Regions from separate parts of the Homo sapiens genome. Here region 1 is linked to region 2. Evidence: read pairs that join two places in POLR2A ChIA-PET (ENCODE). Cell type or tissue: MCF 10A. All regions are shown on one strand. Links, peaks and the distances in the headings refer to the core of each region. The heading gives the core; the rest is flanking DNA.

The links. Peaks named below come from ENCODE experiments on the same cell type or tissue, not always from the same donor. Only the 100,000 strongest peaks of a DNase experiment are listed, where the experiment ranks them.
Region 1: POLR2A ChIA-PET joins it to region 2 with 5 read pairs; 4 of 35 experiments call an interaction of 5 or more read pairs at or near these places.

What each region holds. Positions count from the first base shown.
Region 1 is chr10:96,222,532-96,226,922 of GRCh38, reverse strand. BLNK (B cell linker) reads left to right here. Exons shown (of 17, transcript NM_013314.4): 6 at 2,934-3,097. Among named protein-coding and RNA genes, the nearest start is that of BLNK, 47 kb to the left of the region's middle. RefSeq lists an enhancer at 1,074-1,574. In MCF 10A, for the core only: no CTCF peak of the experiment used is centred there; no DNase peak of the experiment used is centred there.
Region 2 is chr10:96,273,867-96,278,257 of GRCh38, reverse strand. No RefSeq gene overlaps it. Among named protein-coding and RNA genes, the nearest start is that of BLNK, 4.5 kb to the right of the region's middle. In MCF 10A, for the core only: no CTCF peak of the experiment used is centred there; DNase peaks (open chromatin) are centred at 1,217 and 2,017.

The sequences.
Region 1 (4,391 bases), core at 244-4,243, 51 kb after region 2:
TCAGGAGCCCCAAGCCTGGAATAAGCCTCATGGGTTAAATGGACACAGCTTGGGTCTGTTTTTTTTTTTGTTTTGTTTTGTTTTTTTGCGACAGAGTCTCACTCTGTCACCCAGGCTGGAGTGCAGTGGCATGAACTCGCTTCACTGCAACCTCTGCCTCCTGGGTCCAGCCTCCTGCCTCAGCCTCCCGAGTAGCTGGGTCCACAGGCACCCACCACCACGCCTGGCTAACTTTTGTATTTTTAGTAGAGACAGGATTTCCTCATGTTGGCCAGGCTGGTCTCAAACTCCTGACCTCAAGTGATACAACCGCCTCGGCCTCCCAAAGTGCTGGGATTACAGGCATAAGCCACTGCGCCTGGCCCCAAGTATGCATTTTAATGCCCATCTTTGTTCCAGTCTTGGCAGGTGACTAAGTTCCCCAAAGGTTCAGAGAGCAAGTATGTCTGTGATGGTCATGGCGATGCCAGCATTTGTATGGACCGGCTCTACATGTAATATCTCACTGCCATTAACCCCCTCCTTACAGTGTACCAGGCACTGCTCCTTGCTTCACTGAATGAAAGTAAAGTGAAGGCCAGCTGGGCTTACTGGGTTGCCACAGTTGATCTTTTGAGCACCTGCCATGCACCAGAACTATGCTAAGCACTGAGCATTCAGCTGCACTCAAGATGCACATACTCCCAGAGATCTTCTAATTTACAGTTTAGTGCTTTCCCCTGGGGGTCTACTTAACCTCCTCGATAATCCTGAAAGAGGTCAGAGGAGTGAACTGACTGGGCCAAGATCCTCTAAGTGATGGAGCTGGGATACAAGCCAGGGCTCTCAGCTTCCGAAGCCCAGCTCATCACAACTCGGCTCTGTGCACCACCCACCATACTTGGTGAATGATCTTTTTCAATCATCACAGCAACCCTGGGGAGGAAAGGGCTACTGCAATTCAGGGTGGTTAAGTGGCTCACTCAAGAACACACTCTTGGCCAAGCGCGGTGGCTCACACCTGTAATCCCAGCACTTTGGGAGGCCACAGTGGATGGATCACCTGACGTCAGGAGTTCAAGACCAGCCTGGCCAACATGGCAGAACCCCGTCTCTATTAAAAATACAAAAAAATTAGCCGGGCATGGTGGTGCATGCCAGTAATCCCAGCTACTAGGGAGGCTGAGGCAGTAGAATCACTTGAACCCGGGAGGCGGAGGTTGCAGTGAGCCAAGATCGCACCACTGCACTCCAGCCTGGGCAACAAGAGTGAAACTCTGTCTCAAAAAAAAAAAAAAAAATCACACTCTTCAAAGCCTGTCTCCTGTGTTTTGCTACTTCTGATGGGCTTAAATATTACATTAAATATTTGTTTACTCAGAAATCTGAGTAAACTCCAGGAGCTGCAAATAAAACTGACAAGAGTTATAGGCACAGAAGGAAGGATGCCCTCATGCCTGAGTACAGCCACACCACCAGAAAGAGGCTTCTGAGGAGGCAGCGGAGGTGAAGTTAACCACATACCTTCAACAAGGAGTGAGGGCTGAGGGCAGGGGCAGGCACCAGGAGCATAGAGGCGAGGGCCTAACAGGCAAGGACAGCTGCACCGGGCGAGGTGGGGCTGTCACAGGAAGCAGCAGCAAGAGGCCAGTGATGCAATCCAGAGGCCAGTGCTAGCACCTGTGCTGTTCCCAGTATGAAGAACATGCCAGGTTATTCCTATGCCAAGATTTTCCTAAAACACATCAGTCTGAATCTATGCTCAGCTCACTGAATCACTGGGTAGACTTGAGGCCGCCTAACGCCTCTCTCACATGGCACAGGTGATATAAGTTCTACTTATTAGGCAGACACACTGTACCTACTGCCTTCACTGCAATCTTCCTAATCCCCTCAAGATCTCTAAGGTCGATATTACGATCCTCATTTTAAAAATGAAGAATGTTGGCCAGGCGTGGTGGCTCATGCCTGTAATCCTAACACTTCAGGAGGCTGAGGTGGGTGAATCACTTGGGGTCAGGAGTTCAAAACCAGCCTGGCCAACATGGTAAAACCCCATCTCTACTAAAAATACAAAAATTAGCCAGGCATGGTGGTGGGTGCCTGTAATCCCAGCTACTTCAGAGGCTGAGGCAGGAGAATCACTTGAACCTGGGAGGCGGAGGTTGCAGTAACCAGAGATCATGCCACTGCACTCCAGCCTGGGCAACAGAGCAAGACTTTGTCTCAAAAAAATAAAAAATTAAAAAATTAAAAATAACAATGAAGAATGTGAGTCCCAGAGAGGTTGAATAACCAGCCCCAAAGAGCACAGCTAGTGAGTGGCAGAGCAAGGGACAGAACTCAGATCCAGTTGGCCTTAGAGCCTGACTCCTTTTCTGATACCTGATGAGAAGGACAGTCCTGGACCAAAGGGATCCCACAGATTCCCTGTGAATGGAGCGAAATCACTGAGGGAAGGAGCATGGAAGTTGATCCACGTGAGTAATCACCACCTGGATACACTTTAGCATAACCTGGGGAACTTTTCCAACCTGTAATGCCAGGCTCCTCCCGAGGAGTTCAAACGTTGCCAGGCTGGGGTGGAGCCTAGGCCTTGGCATTTTTAAAAGCCAGGAGCACCTCACCCCCACCCTGTGCCCTCCAGTGCTGCTTCCATCCCCTCTGTGTGGCCAAGTGTTGGGTTGTTGGTTCTCCTGAACCTCTGGGTGTCCATCACTGCCCCGGAAGGATGTTTTTAATGAGGACGTTCTTCCAGTTTTTGTCGTTTAAGTCAATAAGCAGTTGAAATTTTGGGCCTAACATTTCACTTTACTCTTTCAAGGAATGCCCCGTGGATCATTTGTGGCTACATAGACACCCGTGGTTTTATACTTTCTGGATCTCAATGGCTTCCACCCAGGAAATGATCCAGAGCCTCTTTTATGTTATGTTTTTTGTTTGTTCCTTTCAAGACAATCGATCAAGCCAGAGGCATTCCCCACCCTTCAGCAAGACACTTCCCAGTAAGCCCAGCTGGCCTTCAGAGAAAGCAAGGCTCACCTCCACCCTGCCGGCCCTGACTGCTTTGCAGAAACCTCAAGTCCCACCCAAACCCAAAGGCCTCCTTGAGGATGAGGTAAAGTAAATCTGTGCCAAAGGCTTCCCAGGACACAGAGGGGGGTGGGGCAAGCGACCAGGACAGCCTGCCCGCTGGCTGTCCTCCTTCTTTACAACCTGCTATTGACTGCCCCCTCTAACTCTCCACTATTATACCAAAGGGACTTGGTTTTCTCCAAAATGGCTTATTGTAAATATGTCAGTTTACTAGAGGTGTATGGTAAAATATCAATACTGAGTCTGTGCCCCTCATATTATCCCCTCCTTCTTCCCTGGGGTTTCCTGTGAATCTCTTCTTTCCTTCCTAAGATGTTCTTCCTCTCTCTTTATTCTCCTTTGCTTCTCTGTCCTGTTGTTACTGACAGCAAATCCATATGGGTCTGCAGCAACCTCAATTCTTGCCTCCTGGGCGTAAGGCAGAAGGAGAGACCAAGGCAAGTTTCAGAGCAGGAATGAAAAGAAGTCAAGTACACTTAGAAGAGGGCCAAGCGGACGACTTGAGAGATCCAGTGCGCTGTTTGACCTTTGAGTTGGGGTTTTATACACTAGCACACTTCCGGGGTCTTTTGTCCCTTCTCCCCTGATTCTTCCTTTGTGTGGGCTGTCCGCTTGTGCAGTGCCCTGCTAGCATTTGGGAGGTGAGCATGCGCAGTGTGCTTACCGGAGTTGTACGCACGATCCCTTGAAGCATTCTTGCCTTACCAGCTGAATGTTTCTAGAAGGTCAAGTACCAGTTAAACGCTGCCATTTTGCCTCTTAATGCGCATGCTTGAGCCCACTTGCCCAACTCCTGAGATCTTATCGGAAACTGCTCATCACCAGTTTCAGGTTTTTTCTATCTATTGGGAGACTGCTTTTCCCTGGCGCTGGCTGTAACCAATTATTATTTTAGAGAGACAATTAACAGCCACCTGACAATCACCTGATGGTCTCCTGACATTCCTGGGGCAGGGGAGCCCTCTCCTGCCCTGCTCATGCCTGACTAGCTATTATACCCACTGTAACACTGTCGCCACCTTGCTTTCTTTCCTCCACCTTCTTTTCTCTCTGCTCCTCCACTTCCCTCTTCTCAGATGCAGAGGGTGACATGGGCCAGGATGTACAATGGAGATAGCTAGTCTGTAAGGTACCCCGCACAACCTGTGGAGGAGCTAATCCCTCACTTCCCTTTGACAGCTCTTGCTTCTCACTTCCTCCCTCCCCACAGCTGCCCTGCCCCAGCAGGTGTCCAGAGACCCACCTTTTCAGATGGCCCAGCATCCAACTCTGGGTTTACCTCCTCAATCTTCCCTGTCTCAGCACCTAGCCCTTTG
Region 2 (4,391 bases), core at 137-4,136:
TGATGGGATTGGGATCACAAATATATATTGAATTGGAGACAATGGAATATTTAAGAACATAAAATATTTGCTCAAGTCTGCTCTGCTTTTGTTTGGGGACCCTTTGAATCCAGATGGACTGCCTAAGTAGAAAGACTGGGAGACTAGTCAAGCTTCATCAGATAAAAGGTAACAGAAAATGACAATCAACAGCCACAGCATTTGCTACTGAGGACATAGGGCAGACAGAGTGTATTAGTCCATTTTTACACTGCTGAAAAGACATACCTGAGACTGGGAAGAAAAGGAGGTTTAATTTAACTTATAATTCCACATGGCTGGGGAGGTCTCATAATAATGGCAGAGGGTGAAAGGCACTTCTTACATGGCAGCAGCAAGAGAGAATGAGGAAGAAGCCAAAGTGGAAACCCCTGATAAACCCATCAAATCTAGTGAGACTTATTCCCTACCGCAAGAATAGCACGGGAAAGACTAGCTCCCATGATTCAGTTACTTTCCCCTGGGTCTCACCCACAACACATGGGAATTCTGAGAGATATAATTCAAGTTGAGATTTTGGTGGAGACACAAACAAACCATATCATAGACCCTCACCTCTTGGAGGCCATGAGTGTTATCTCAGCTTTCCACATCTCTGATACACCCATTCCTTGGACCGAAAACTGCCTCTCCACCCTTGCCTGCTCTTTGGCTCCATAATGGCCCTGACTGATGGAAATTACCTGGACTCCTGATTTCCTAAGGCCTTGTGTATCTGCTTCTTCACTTCTGGGTGGTGGTTCTGACTAGCGGCTGGGCCATGTGACTGATGAGGAGAAAAGAGTGTTTGATGACCCGTCTGGCTAAAGGGATGGTCACCTGCTGGGAATTAGTGAGGAATAAGATGGACCATCAAGGAGACTCAGTCACAGTGAGGCATGAATGACATTGGTACTTGGTTCTAGAAGAAAGGAAATTCCTCTGAGGTCCTTAAGAAAGGTCAGTAGCTGGAGGCATGGGGATGAGATTGGGGGTGGATCTCACTACTGAGAAGTAGCAAGAGGCTGATCAGTGAACCAAGTGGGGGCCTGGGCTATAGTGACAGCAGGGTAAATGTGGAAATATTTCCAAGGAGAATCTTGGCAGATTGGCTCTGAGGACAGAAGGCAAGGGAGGAGGTAAAGATGACACATAGGCCAGGAGTTGTCCATCCCAATATTAGGCTATTGTAATGTTCTTGCCAATAGAGGCTGGGCTGGATGCAATGAGTAAACGATGTTTTCATCTGAGTCATTCTCCTGATAAAACAGATGCCCACTCCATGCCAATCTGATGTATAGAATGTTGAGTTTACTGAACAGATAAAATAGGGAACCAATTTGTCTCACAGAAATAAAGCCTTGAGCCTAAAAGGGCCTTTGCCCATTTGCTCAAGTCTCAGATGTCTTTTCTTCTTCCTTCTTTCTTCCTTGTCTCCACAAAAAAGAACAGAAAAACCACTGCCAGCATCTGCCACGCTTCCTTGTCTGTCTTTGCCTTTCCCTAGTCTCTTCCGCTGTTTTCCTCCACTGGTTTACCCAGGCTCCTTAGCTTCCTCCCAGCCTTTTTCCCTCTGGCTCTTCACTGGCACTGGCTGAGAAAACCAGGCACGGGCCTGTCCATCCGCAAGCTCCTGCCACTTTGGCCCGCATGCGTGGGAAAGCTACTGGGTCTGTGATTGCTGCAGGATGCATCCCTGTCCCAACCCTGAGAAAGGGGGCCAGCACAAGAAAGGAAAGGAGGGTGAATGGTTTGGGGGCTAAAGGCCCTAGCTCTGATGTCAAGAAGATGGGTGGCCTTGAGTAAGTTTTGTCACCCTTCTGAGGATCAGACTTCACATCATAAAATGGGAATGACCATAGTACCCTTTGCCCCCATGGAGTTGTTGTGAAGCTGAGCCTCTTGGAAACAGGTTATAGTTCTGCATAGAACCAGACTGCATAGCACCAACATCACACCTTGCCAACTTCCTGTGGCAGTTTGCCTAAACTGGCCCTGGCAAGGGAAAAGCCATCAGTGTGTGGGTAGCAGAGAAGAGAGTGAACTGTGCCTGACTTTCCAGTCCCAGTGAGGACTTGGACTCCCTCCAAGGCACTGTAAACTGCCACAGCCACTGAGCACTTCTTTGGGAAGCAGTCTAGTAAAGAGAATTCAAGACTTCTCTTCTAAAAGCTCTGAGAATGTTTCCACTGGCACTAACCGGTTTCTGTGCACATTGGCAATGTCCAGATTCCAAGTCAGATGGAGCCCCAGCCCCTTTGAATCCCTTGCTCTAGAGGTAAGAAGTTGAGGTGAGGGAGACTAAAAGACTTGCCCAAGGTCATGGTTAAGTTGGTGCCTGATGCCAGAGCAGGCCTGTCTGCTGAATCACAGAAAATCTCTCTTGCAGTGGCAGAGTCTATGATTAGTAGCTTAGACTATGGAAACAGACTGGGGTTTGAGTCCCAGCTTTTCCATTGATGAGTGGTGTAACTTTAGACCGGTTTACTTAGCCTCTCTCAGAATCAATTTTTTCACATGTAAAATGAATGTCATCATAGTAAAGGAAACACAGAAAGCATTCAGTAAACATGGTGTTGTAGTTGTCATCCACAGATGCAAGGCAAAGAGCCCAAGAGAAACCAGGGCTGGTGGGGTCTCAACCCCAAGAAGCAGTACAATCCGTCTTCTTGTTCTCAAGTCTCATCATCTCACAGAGATGGTGGATCACCACCATCTGACTTAGGTTTAGGCATGCTATCTTGACTTTGCCCCATAATTCTAGACCAGATATTTTTTCTTTCTTTTTTTTTTTTTTTTTTTTTTGTTGTTATTACAACACAAGTTCAAAGATAGATCAGATCTTTTAAAATTTGTGTTAAATATATAATACCTACAATATGTATAAGATATAAAGAATAACAATAAAATGAACACTTATACCCACCATTCAACTTAAGAAATATACTACAATTGCTTGGAAGCCCTGCATGTCCCTTCGCTCCAATCCTGCTCCCTGGTGACTTATTCATTTTTCATTCCCTTGCTTGGTTTTACCATAGATGTACTTATCCTAAATAACATATTACTTAGTTTTACATGTCTTTAACCTTAATATAAAAGGGATCATACACTTCTTTAGCTTGCCTTTATTGCTCAAATTATTTTTGTTATTTATCCATACTGATGCAACTGGGGTTCACTCATTTTCACTGTTGAATAGTACTCCATTATGAAAATATGTCACAATTAATTTAGTTGTTCTCCAGTTGATGGACAACTGGGTTATTTCCAGGGCCATTTTTTTCCCCTATTAGAAATGGTGGCTGGGCTTGGTGGCTAGGTCGGACGTGGTGGCTCATGCCTATAATCCCAGCACTTTGGGAGGCTGAGGTGGGTGGATCACCTGAGGTCAGGAGTTCGAGACCAGCCTGACCAATATGGTGAAACCCCGTTTCTACTAAAAATACAAAACTTAGCCAGACATGGTGGCATGCAACTCTATTCCCAGCTACAGGGGGGCTGAGACAGGAGAATTGCTTGAACCTGGGAGGCGGAGGTTGCAGTGAGCCAAGATCGCACCATTGCACTCCAGCCTGAGCAACAGAGTGCGACTCCATCTTAAAAAAAAAAAAGAAGAAGAAGAAAAGAAAAGAAATGGTGCTTCAGTGAAAATTCTAGCACATGCTTTGATATACAGAGTTAGGAGTGCTCCGCAATATCTGTGATCCATGCTGGGTCATAGGTATGCATGCCATCAAATTTATTGGAAAATACCAAACTGTTTCCAAACCATTGCACCTTATACTTTTAGCAACAGTGTATAGGCACTCCAAATTTTCTTTAAGGTTGGGATTGTCAATTTCTCATCTGTGAATCTAGTGATTCATTAATTTCCATGTCCACTGTGCTATGTAGACCGACCTTAAAGGCTTATCATGGTATATCGTTCTGTGTGCGCTGTGGAACCACGTTGTGTGGTTTCATTCCTTTTATAAGTTACCAACTAAGGCTTGGTATCATCAGTTTCCATCTTTGCATTAACCTTTTTGGTAATCCAGTTATGGGGCCTGTCATTTGTATTTTGACTTTCATTTATGGTGCATTTGTCACATAAAAGTTTAAATTTATATGTATCTAGATTTACCACTGTTTTTCCTTTTTGTGTTTTGCTTAAAAAGGTTTTCCCCGGCCAGGTGTGGTGGCTCACATCTGTAATCCCAGCACTTTGGGAGGCCGAGGCGGGCGGATCACGAGGTCAGGAGATCGAGACCATCCTGGCTAACACGGTGAAACCTTGTCTCTACTAAAAAATACAAAAAATTAGCCAGGCATGGTGGCGGGTGCCTGTAGTCCCAGCTACTCAGGAAGCTGAGGCAGGAGAATGGTGTGAA